Regions from separate parts of the Homo sapiens genome. Here region 1 is linked to region 2. The links are chromatin loops, found by intact Hi-C in ENCODE. Cell type or tissue: PC-3. All regions are shown on one strand. Each heading gives the region's core, and the rest is flanking DNA. Links, peaks and the distances in the headings are about the cores only.

Evidence for each region. Peaks named below come from ENCODE experiments on the same cell type or tissue, not always from the same donor. Only the 100,000 strongest peaks of a DNase experiment are listed, where the experiment ranks them.
Region 1: it touches region 2 in a loop (8-fold over the local background); 2 of 110 quality-filtered maps call a loop at or near these places.

The regions. Positions count from the first base shown.
Region 1 is chr21:23,392,112-23,397,510 of GRCh38, reverse strand. No RefSeq gene overlaps it. Among named protein-coding and RNA genes, the nearest start is that of D21S2088E, 10 kb to the right of the region's middle. In PC-3, for the core only: a CTCF peak has its summit at 2,836; no DNase peak of the experiment used is centred there.
Region 2 is chr21:22,572,138-22,577,536 of GRCh38, reverse strand. No RefSeq gene overlaps it. Among named protein-coding and RNA genes, the nearest start is that of LINC00308, 480 kb to the right of the region's middle. In PC-3, for the core only: a CTCF peak has its summit at 2,284; no DNase peak of the experiment used is centred there; H3K4me3 peaks cover 596 bases.

The DNA.
Region 1 (5,399 bases), core at 235-5,234, 820 kb before region 2:
CATATTCTATAATAAATACATGTTGATTATACATATTTGTATATATAGTTATATATTTATATGCAACTTATATACACACAAATGTTTTTATATTTGTATATATAAAGATATGTTTTAATCTATATATACATATATACAACAGCCTCTTTTTATACCCCATATATACCTCATTTATACCTCACTTCCTATAAAAAACTTGAAACCAATTTTAGACCTAATGTAAGACAATATTTTTAAGCTTAAAATCTTGTAGAATTAAGCATACAAGAAAGTCTTTGGGACCTTGGCATAAGCAATGATTCCTTAGACATGATACCAAAAGCATATATTATAAGAGAAAGAAATTGATAAATTGGTCTTTATAAAAATTTAAAACTTCTGTTATCTGAAATATAGTGTTAGGAGAAAGGAGGGGGAAACTACATTTTGGGAAGAAATATTTGCAAATTATATAAAGGATCTGTATCCAGAATAAAAAACAAAAACTAAAACCTGCAAGCAATATGAAAACAAACAACCCATTTAAACAATGGATAAAAATCTGGGCCGAGCACGGTGGCTCACGCCTGTAATCCCAGCACTTTGTGAGGCTGAGGTGTGTGGATCAGGAGGTCAGGAGTTCGAGACCAGTCTGGCCAACATAGTGAAACCCCATCTCTACTAAAAATACAAAAAAATAGCTGGGAGTGGTGGCACATGCCTGTAGTCCCAGCTACTCAGGAGGCTGAGGCAGGAGGATTGCTTGAACCTGGGAGATGGAGGTTACAGTGAGCCAAGATTGCAGCATTGCACTCCAGCCTCGGGGACGGTGTGAGACTCCATCTCAAAAAAAAAAAAATCTGAACAAGTACTTCATCAGATAAGATATGCAGATGGCAAATAAGTACAAGAATAGATGTTCAACATCATTTGTCATAAGGTATCCCAAAAGAAAAACTGGACAAATGTATCAAAAGACCCCTATTAAAACGTCTAAACAAACAAATTCACAATGAGAAGTGTTGATAGGAACACAAAGTTCAGAAATTCTCATGCACTATTACTGAATATGCAGAATGTTACAGTTATTTTGAAAAGTAATTTGGAAGTCTTCTTAGAGCATCAAGCATACACTTGCGATATGACTCTATAATCCCACTCCTAGATACCTCTCCAAGTGAAACAAAATACTAAGCTTACTAAGAAACCTATATCAGAATATTTATACCATATTTATTTTTAATATACCAATACTGGAAGCAAAACAAATGTACCTCAACTGAGAAATAAAAACAAACAAACAAACAAAAAATGGTATTTGCTTACAATAGAATACTACTAAATGACAAAAAGTACAAACTATTGATATACACAACATCATAATGCATAAATAAGTGATACCCAAATCTTTTGTAACATGTGATTTTATTTATATGGTCTCTGTAAAATTATTGGGGCCTGAAACAATGAATGCTGGGTTAATGAAGAGGCTGGCCACAGCCACAAAGGACATTTAGAGAAATCTCTCCAATGATGGAACTGGTGTATATTGTTGATTATTGTGGTGATTATCTGACTGCACTCATTTGCCAAAACTCATGAAACTGTAAACTAAAACTGGTGAAATTTATTGGATATACATTAAACCATAATAACACCAATGGAAAAATTCCTACATGATATAGTTACAATTGGTACTTAAACAGTCACCTGTTAAAATTTTCCTTTCTGATGCACATCCTTCTTGCTGTAATATATTTCAATTTGGATCATTTTCCTTCCTTAGTATTTCCTGTAGAGTAAATCTTCTGAGTGTTTCTTTTTATTTTTCTTCTTGTCTTTGAGATGAGGTCTTACTCTGTTGCCCAGTCTGGAGTGCAGTGGTGCAATCATGGCTCACCGCAGCCTCAAACTCCCTGGCTCAGGTGATTCTCCTACCTCAGCATCTCCAACAGTGGGACCACAGGTGTGCATTACCATGCCTGGCTATTTTTTAAAATTATTTATAGAGATTAGGTCTCCCAATGTTGCCCAGGCTGATCTTGAGCTCCTGACCTCAAATGATCCTCTTGCCTTGACCTCCCAAAGTGCTTGTACTACAGGTGTGAGCCACCATGTCTTTCAAAAATGTCTCAAATTCACTTTCTTTTTTTAAAGAAGGTTTTTGCTGGTATAGAATTCTGGATTGCTGTTTCATTGCCTTTTGTTGTTGTTTAACATATTCGGGATGTCATTCAATTATTTTCTTGCATTTATGACTTTATTATGAATGGGTCCAGGCAGGTAAGTAGATCTCTGAAAGCCAGATTCACTTTACATATAATCACTTGCTTCTGGTAGACTAAAATATGAGGCAAAATGAAGCCCAGAGCAATACTGCAAGTTGGAGAATTGCTGAAAGAATATCTTCTTGGAAGAAGGATTTTGGACTTTTTTTTCACTTTCGTTTCTTACAGCAAGTTTTGTATAAAACTGAGCATGGAAATTCTCAGTATGGTTGCATAAATTACATATATGCAGATTGCTTTATTTAATTTTTTAGCTGAATACCATTTATATACAACACCCATAGTTTCTACTCAGGATTCAAACATCCGACACTTAGTATGACCCTACACTCACACCATATATAGAGGATATAAAACTTTGTAGAAAGGGTATAAATTCTGATAAATGGAAGCTATGTCCTAAAAGATAATAAATATAATCAATGTAATGTAACAAATATGTGCTGTATATAACCTAATACATTCTGAAGTGTAACTTTAGCCTATCAAATTTGTGATATTTCAGCTATATAAAATGACTTAAAGGCATATATCCTCATTCTATTGCACATTAATTTAATGTGTAATGGACTTGTGTTGGAAGCGATAGATGGCAGTATTGGTTCATTATTAAAGATAATTTATAATTATCTCATTTACCCATTATCCATCTAACCCTATTATTTTTCTATAGTTTTATAGGTAAGTGTGTGAAGATATTTTAAAAAATTAATTTAAAGACAGCTGCAATACAAAAAACCTAGGTAACTTTGATTTGCATTTTCTCTCTGTAAAAAACATTAACCGAGGAATGACAAAAGTAGGGAACAAAATGCTTTATTCTTTTCTTTTATGTGTGGTTCAGAATAGATTACTCACAAAGTCAGTTAAAAATTATCACAGTGTGCTGCTATGGGATCATCCATCCTCTTCATCTTTAGTTCATTGAGAACATTTGTTTCTAGTAAGCTTTCCAGAGCACTTTCCATAATACCTCCTTAGCCTTCGAAATCACTTTGATTATAACATATTATTTAATTCTGAAGCTAAATCAAATACAATAAGAAATATCTATTTTCCCAAAATAGGTTTTCTGTTGTTCTGGAGAAAAAAAATTAAATTTTAAGTGAACAATGAAAAACTGAATATTCTATAGACAAGAAAGAAAATTATTAATTTTAAACAGTATCAGGAATATGACTAAGGGGCATGCATAAAAAATTATTGCCATGGTAAGATAACATTACAATGAATTAGTCATATATTGCAGAAGAAACCAAAAAAGACAGTATATTTTGGGTCACCTAGTTAATATTCTTTACTAAATGTTTCTAATATTATAAAGGTAACTGCAATGACCTATTAAGCTTATCTTGAGGTGACTGTTGGTGATTGTTTGATAGCTGAATAATGTATGTCACTCATGAATCCATTTCTGTTGTGTGAGTGTGTTAGATTTCAAGGAGTGTGTTAGATTTCAAAACAAAATACGATTTTAAAGTTATACTTTATTTTCTTCTTTATAAAGAGATCAAATATCAATTCAAGTCAATAGCTAGAGTAAGAAGGTAACAATTTAACATCATCAAATTCTCATGAAGGCTTTCGGCAATAAGAATACAATGTCATGGAGCCACACTAAAGTGCTCCGTCCTTCACCTGCAAAATAACATTTCACACTTTTGTTTTGCACCATAAATAGCAACTGATATGGGAGCAAGTTGAACTTGTTTGTAAAATTCACAAAATAATCAAGATACCATTGTAATTCTTCCTTTTGAATTAACCAAATTTGAAAAGATAACTCAAAATTATTGGTCTTAATTTTTTCTTTGTATTTTGACACCCACTTTTTATCTCCTGCTGTTTCAATATCAGACAAATGACAGCAAACCTTCCCTTGATTTAACCTGTGCTAATTATTACTCTTTTTAAAGTTTTCAATGTGTCTTTTTATTGTGGAAAAAAACTCTCTTTAAGATAATTAGGTATAATTTCCAAATGCCAGTTATTGATTTAGAAAAATGATAACTCCGTGTAAATAAGTAAATTGCCTGAGGTCAAATAGCAAATCACTGAAGGAGGCTTGGAATGAAGAATTCTGATGATCTCTGCTCCTCAATCTTTCTGCTACCTCATGCACCTTCCAATTTGAAAATTGTTCTTTTACAGATTCAAAGGTTTTTGAAAATGTTTTAAATTAATTCTCAAAACCACAGATTCATGGTCTAAAGGGAGATATTCCAGAATATTCTAGGTACAAAGTAACCGTATTTAATGAGCATAAGAATTGTATTAATAATGGACTGGATTCCAAAGGTAAAAACTGGCGTGGATGATGAAGACATATTTCAAGGTTACTCTCATTTGGTTTATAGCTTTATTAGCCAAAAAGCAGTGCAAAGGAAGACATAAAACAGAAAAGACAACACGTGACTTTATCTGGATTTCTGTTGCCATTGTTATACAAACCTGCCCGCATTTGAATAGAATTAGTTCAGACAGTAAAGAATGGCAATCAGTGAAGGAGCTACTGCCTTAAGTTACATTAGACTTGTAGAAGACCATGTCAGCAATCAACAGCCCACCTCCTACCAGGTAAGGAGGTTCTTCATATTTCATAGCTGTATACTTCACCTTATTTTTTTTTTACTAGGCCTTTGGTCCAATAGCAGTGGTAACTATAGAATTGTAAAAGCAGTAACCTAAATTATTTTTCTATAAATTATATCCACAGTGTTAATTTCACCACGTTGTTGCTTGGAAGTCAAGCAAAATAATGTATAGATGGCATATCAAGTACACAAAAATAAAATCAACAATGACTATCAGCGAACATTGGTACAATGTATGAGTGTAGCTCTACATGGTGCAATCACACGTGTAGGCTGGTGTAAACATCACCACAGTCAAGCCATAGAACTCTCCCATTATCATGAACATTCCCCTCGTGCTATTTCTTTACAGTCCCGTTCACCATCTTCTCATAGGCCCTAACTCTACCTTTCAGCAACCACTAATTTGTTTTTTCTTTTCTATGATTTGGCCACTTTTTATGGTTATGTAAGAAGTTTTACATACTATGTGACCTTTTTAAGATTAGCTGTTTTCAGTCAGCGTGATAGCCTCAAGATTCATTCAAGCTGTTGATTG
Region 2 (5,399 bases), core at 233-5,232:
ATTTATTTTAGTGCATTATATTGCATATTTAAAAACATTTGTATATTTTTGAAAATTTAAAATTTATATATTTATAAATTATTGATATGATAATTACTGATAGATTAACAATTAATAGCTTGAGTTAAATTTATAAGGATAATAGGTGAATATTTTTCCCAGGTCTTTCAATATATTGACGGTCAATGTTTCCTATAAGTGTTTGAATATTCTTTCACCCACACAAAGAATCTTCCCTAGGTACATAAAATGAAGTAGACCATTCATCCAAAATGGTATTGTTTACACATGCAGCTTGCATGGAACATCTTTCTCTGTTTCACTTTCTCTCAAATTTAATATGTCATCTCATTAATCCAGCAATTTGAACAGTTATTAAAAACCACCGTTTTCTGTTTGCCTTTTCCCTACTTCTATGAAAGTTTTACATGTTTCAAACATGAGTTACATTGAATACTGTGTTTACAATCTTTTCAGTAGGCTGAAATTACCTATTTACAAAAAATTTTGAAATAATAACTTCAAATATTCAATAAGAAAGATTATAAATGAATGATATCAATCAGAATTAAGTAATTCTACTTGACATTTTATTTTAAATCACCAAATTTGCAAAGTTTGAAAAGCAATCATGTTAATTAGTGCAAAAGCATGAGACAGTTGGCACTCATGCACTACTTGTGGAAATGTAAATTGTTTTGGATTACCTGGATTGCAATTCAGAAAATTTTATTTTAAATTATAAAGCATTAGTAACCTTAATATCTGTAATCGATTGTCATTTAGTTCTCCCTTCCTAGAAAATCTTTTATATAAACAGTAAGAAAATTACTTCATCACCACTAAAATTGTAGCAAGGCCTCATTTACACAACAAAAATATTTGAGGATATTCTGGTGGATGCAAAGTAGATGAAGTAATATTTAAAAATATTATGTTTTCGCACACTTTTTATAAAATGTCAGACAAAAGAAGAGTCATGGTGTAAAAAAATTATCTGAAGTCACTGAAGAGCATCACAGTTTTCTCTGGCTTCAGTGTATTGTAATATATTACATATATCGATGTCCCTTCTGATAATCAGCATAAGCATCATCGCTACCATTGTTTTATTCGTTATTGCTGTTATAACAAATTAGCACAAATTGAGTGCATTAAACCAGTAAACACATCTTCTGTATAACAGAAGTGTAAAATGGGTCTCAAGTTAAAATCATTCCTGGAAACTTTAGAGAATTCATTTCCTTGCCTTTTTCAGCTTCTAGAGCTCACCAGTATTCCTTGGCTCCCGGCCCTTCCCTCCATCTTCTAAGCCAGCAAAGTCGAATTCCCCGATTATTTCTTCCTTAGTCATCTCTCACTCTCTGACCATGATTGTGAAAGGTTCTCTGCTTTTAAAGACTCATGTTAGATTGGGCACACCTGGATAATCCAGGCAAGTCTTCCTGTCTCCAGGTTCTTAAACATAATCACACCTACAAAATTTCTTTTGCCATGTAAAGAACATACTCACAGATTCCGGGGATTCAAACATAAATATATCTGGGGTGGAGGGAGTGCTGAATGTTTACGTCCACCATAATTATCTAAGGATTTTTCTTTTCTTTTCTTTTCTGCTAAGACATTAGCGGCTTCTCACTACATAGATACATGAATAAATTCTCCACTTACTTGGAAGAAGTCCCCCAACTAAACAACTTAGTTATTAAGTAGAAAGTATTCCATTCATAAATATTTTTATAAATTATTTTTTAAAAAATCATATTCTACATACAACAATCCCTTTTGGTTAGGATGGGATTACACGTGGTCTTTTATTTACTTTTGGTTCAGATAGAGAAAAAAAAAAAAATATATATATATATTTAACAGGGATACAGAAAACTGCTGCAGCTAACAACCATGGAAGGAGGCAGAGAATTCCTACCCCTGGGCTTGAAAGAACAAGGGTGAGATGAGGTGAGAACAAGTTGCAAACATGAGAGACCATGTTTCCCCATTCTGCTTGCCAGCAGGATGTCACAAAATCCTTTGCCAGCAGAATTTCAGAAAGCCCCCGCCTCAGTGACTAAGCACAGCCCTTCAGAAGAATGCCATGGAGACAATAAGCAGCTCAGAGCACAGGTGCCCATGTCTTTTGCCTGAATCACTATATTTTTTAGAAAAGATTAGTTCAATGAGCCCCGGTCTTTTCCTGTAAACAAAATAACATCTGACAGGATTAATGACTATGCCTGTGTGATTTAGAACTAGGAAGACACGCAGCTCCTCCTGGGTGAGCCTTTGTTAGAGCTCCCCCTAAAGTTTGTAAGTATAGTTTCAGGTATAGCGTCCGGGGGCTCCAAACTGTCAGGGGAGAAAGGGTCTGGGAAGGCAAATGAAATAGATGTAGTTTATTCTATATACGCAGGGAGTTTTCTCTACCATGCTTTCACATGCTTTTCTCTTTTTTTGGAAGTTCTTCCCACTCCTCCATACACCCCTCAACTGATTACTTACCTCATTTAGAATTCAAAGGATAAATGCTCGAGGGGATGGATACCCCATTTCCCATAATGCTTATTTCACATCACATGCCTGTAACAAAACATCTCATGCACCCCATAAACATATACACCTACTATGTACCCACACAAATTTTAAAAATTAAAAAAAAAACTAAAAAAGAACTTTGAGAACATTGTGTTAATATTTATTTGATTATCCAACACAAAATAATAGCACCCCCTCCCCATTATTTTTGTGTCTTTTAAATTCTCCCATTGTTTCACATTTTATATTAGATTGCAGAAACAGATTAACATTTGTGGTCATTTTTGCCTTTTAGCTTTTTTTTTTTAATGTTTCTGGAGTTGGTATAGTGAATAAAAATTACTTTGATATCCTATCAAAATGCTTATTGTTGTTGGACCTAATTATAAATGAAAATAGTAAAAGGTTCTTTTAAGATTAATGTAAACATCTGGGAGAATATAAACTTCACAGAAAATTAAAGTTGTGGAGTTATCTTTTAGATGTGGAACTAGAATACATAAGAATCATTATCTGTTTAAACATATTAAGATTTTTCAAACACAAATGTATTTTAATGTTCAAGATTAATTGCTTCAAACTTCTGGAGCCAAGAGGGAAATTGAAAAGATAAAATTCAGACACATACTTAATGCAAAGTTTACCATGTACCTTTTAAAGTTTTCATCTTAAATGGATTCCAACATAACTTTCCTCAAAGAAAAAATTCAGATAGACATTACTCAGAATTTCTGTGCATTTGAACTTAGTTGCTTGGAGCAATATGCTGCTGTATTTCTTGATTGTGGAAATCAGCAAGATCTAGAGAGAGTGACAGAAAAGAATAATGTGATTAAGAGAATAAAAAATGTAAAATAACATACTCAGATTACAATTAACTTAGTAAAATGATAAATGTTTTAAAATGATGTAAAATATGGCTTAAGTAATACAAATGAGTAATAATTACCTTATGAAATCTTGAATAATGCTGACTAGGCAAGGCGGCTCATGCCTGTAATGCCAGCACTTTGGGAGGCAGAGTAGGAGGATTGCATGAGGCCAGGTGATGGAGATTAGCTTGGACAACATGATGGAACCCTGTCTCTACAGAAAACACAAAAATTAGCTAGGCATGGTGGCATGTGCTTGTAGTTTCAGCTTCTCAGGAGACTGAGGTGGGAGGATAACCTGAGCCTGGGGAAGTCTGGACTGTAGTGAGCTGTAATTGTGCCACAACACTCCAGCCTGGGCAACAGAGTGAGACCTTGTCCCCCCAAAAAACAAAAACAAAACAAAACCTTAAATACATAGCATTGCATATAGAATCATGCTTGGTAATATTGTTTCATAAGAAAGCACAATATTCAAAATGGGATAATCATGAATATTATTTGATTATTGTAATGAGGTCAATATTATATAATTTCCCTGTCAATTATAAACATAGTAATTTTAAGAGACGCACGTTTGAATGTCCCAGTATGTACTTCACACCCACACCCAACCATACATATAATCTCTTCTGCTAAATATCTACTTTGACTTTTCGTAAAAAATTGAGATTCTTACAAATTGTTATAAAATGCTACTGAGTTTTAAAATTTATTTTCCATGATTATTACTGCATAGATTAATACTTTCAGATAAAAATATTGACTCCTCATAAGAAAACCTATTTCCTGAATGAATATTAAATTTGTGTCAGTAAATTATACAACTATCACAGCTAAGAAATTAGTGTTAAAATAAAATAATTTATATTGACAAATAGAAATTTTATCAGAATTTATAAAATTCAAACGAATGACTAATATTTGAAAAAAATCACCAAGTTAATGGAATTTTTGATGTTTGATCTACTTTTTAAACTGTTCCTAAATGTTATAAAATACTGATTTCTCCTTGTAATAATTTGTAATTTTATTCTGTGCTATAATTTAATGTATAATTGTATGCTCCAAGATTTTCAGTACAATGTTAAATAGAATAATAGCTACTTTTTTAAACTTTTCTTAAGTCAAAGGAAATGTCTTTTATGTTTCAACAGTAACTATGATACTTGCTATAGATTTTTGCTACATTCTTTAATCATAAAATAAAATTAACAGATTTTCTCCTTTTTAAAAATAATCAGGACAGGTTTAGGTTAGAATAGTTTCTTTCTTGGCTGGGCATAGTGGCTCACACCTGTAATTGTAGCACTTTGGGAGGCCAAGGCAGGCAGATCACTCGAGGTCAGGAGTTCAAAAGCAGCCTGGCCAACATGGTGAAACCCCGTCTCTACAAAAAATACAAAAAAATTAGCCAGGTGTGGTGGTGGGCACCTGTAATCCCAGCTACTCGGGAGGCTGAGGCAGGAAAATCGCCTGAACCTGGGAGGCAGAGGTTGCAGTGAGCTGGGATCATGCCATGGAGGAATTAACATTTATAACCTTGTGAGCTGGGTATATAAATGAAATCACTGACTAAATGTTTTTAATGTTTATATACAAGTTGAGTTTTCTGTTTGCTAAAATTACTTTGAAAAAATTAGTGTATTTTCTATTACAACTAAGAATTAAAATGTATGAGTGTGACATTGTTCACAGTGCCTCCTTGTTACCTTGTGATTCTCTACCGAAACTATTTTTCACAAGTCAACCCCCGACCCTCTGTCTCCCATTCTTGCTTTGACTCTTATGTATTTATGGCTGTCTCCCCCGGCCTTTTTACCTTTCTTCAAAGTTTTTCCCCATTCATTATTTTAAATTATCTTTTATTTTCTCTGCTTCTGAGTCTTAGAGTTTGCTGTCTTTTTTTTTTTTTTTTTTTTTTTTTTTTGAGAGGGAGTCTTCCTGTGTCACCAGGCTGGAGTGCAGTGGCATGATCTCAGCTCACTGCAACCT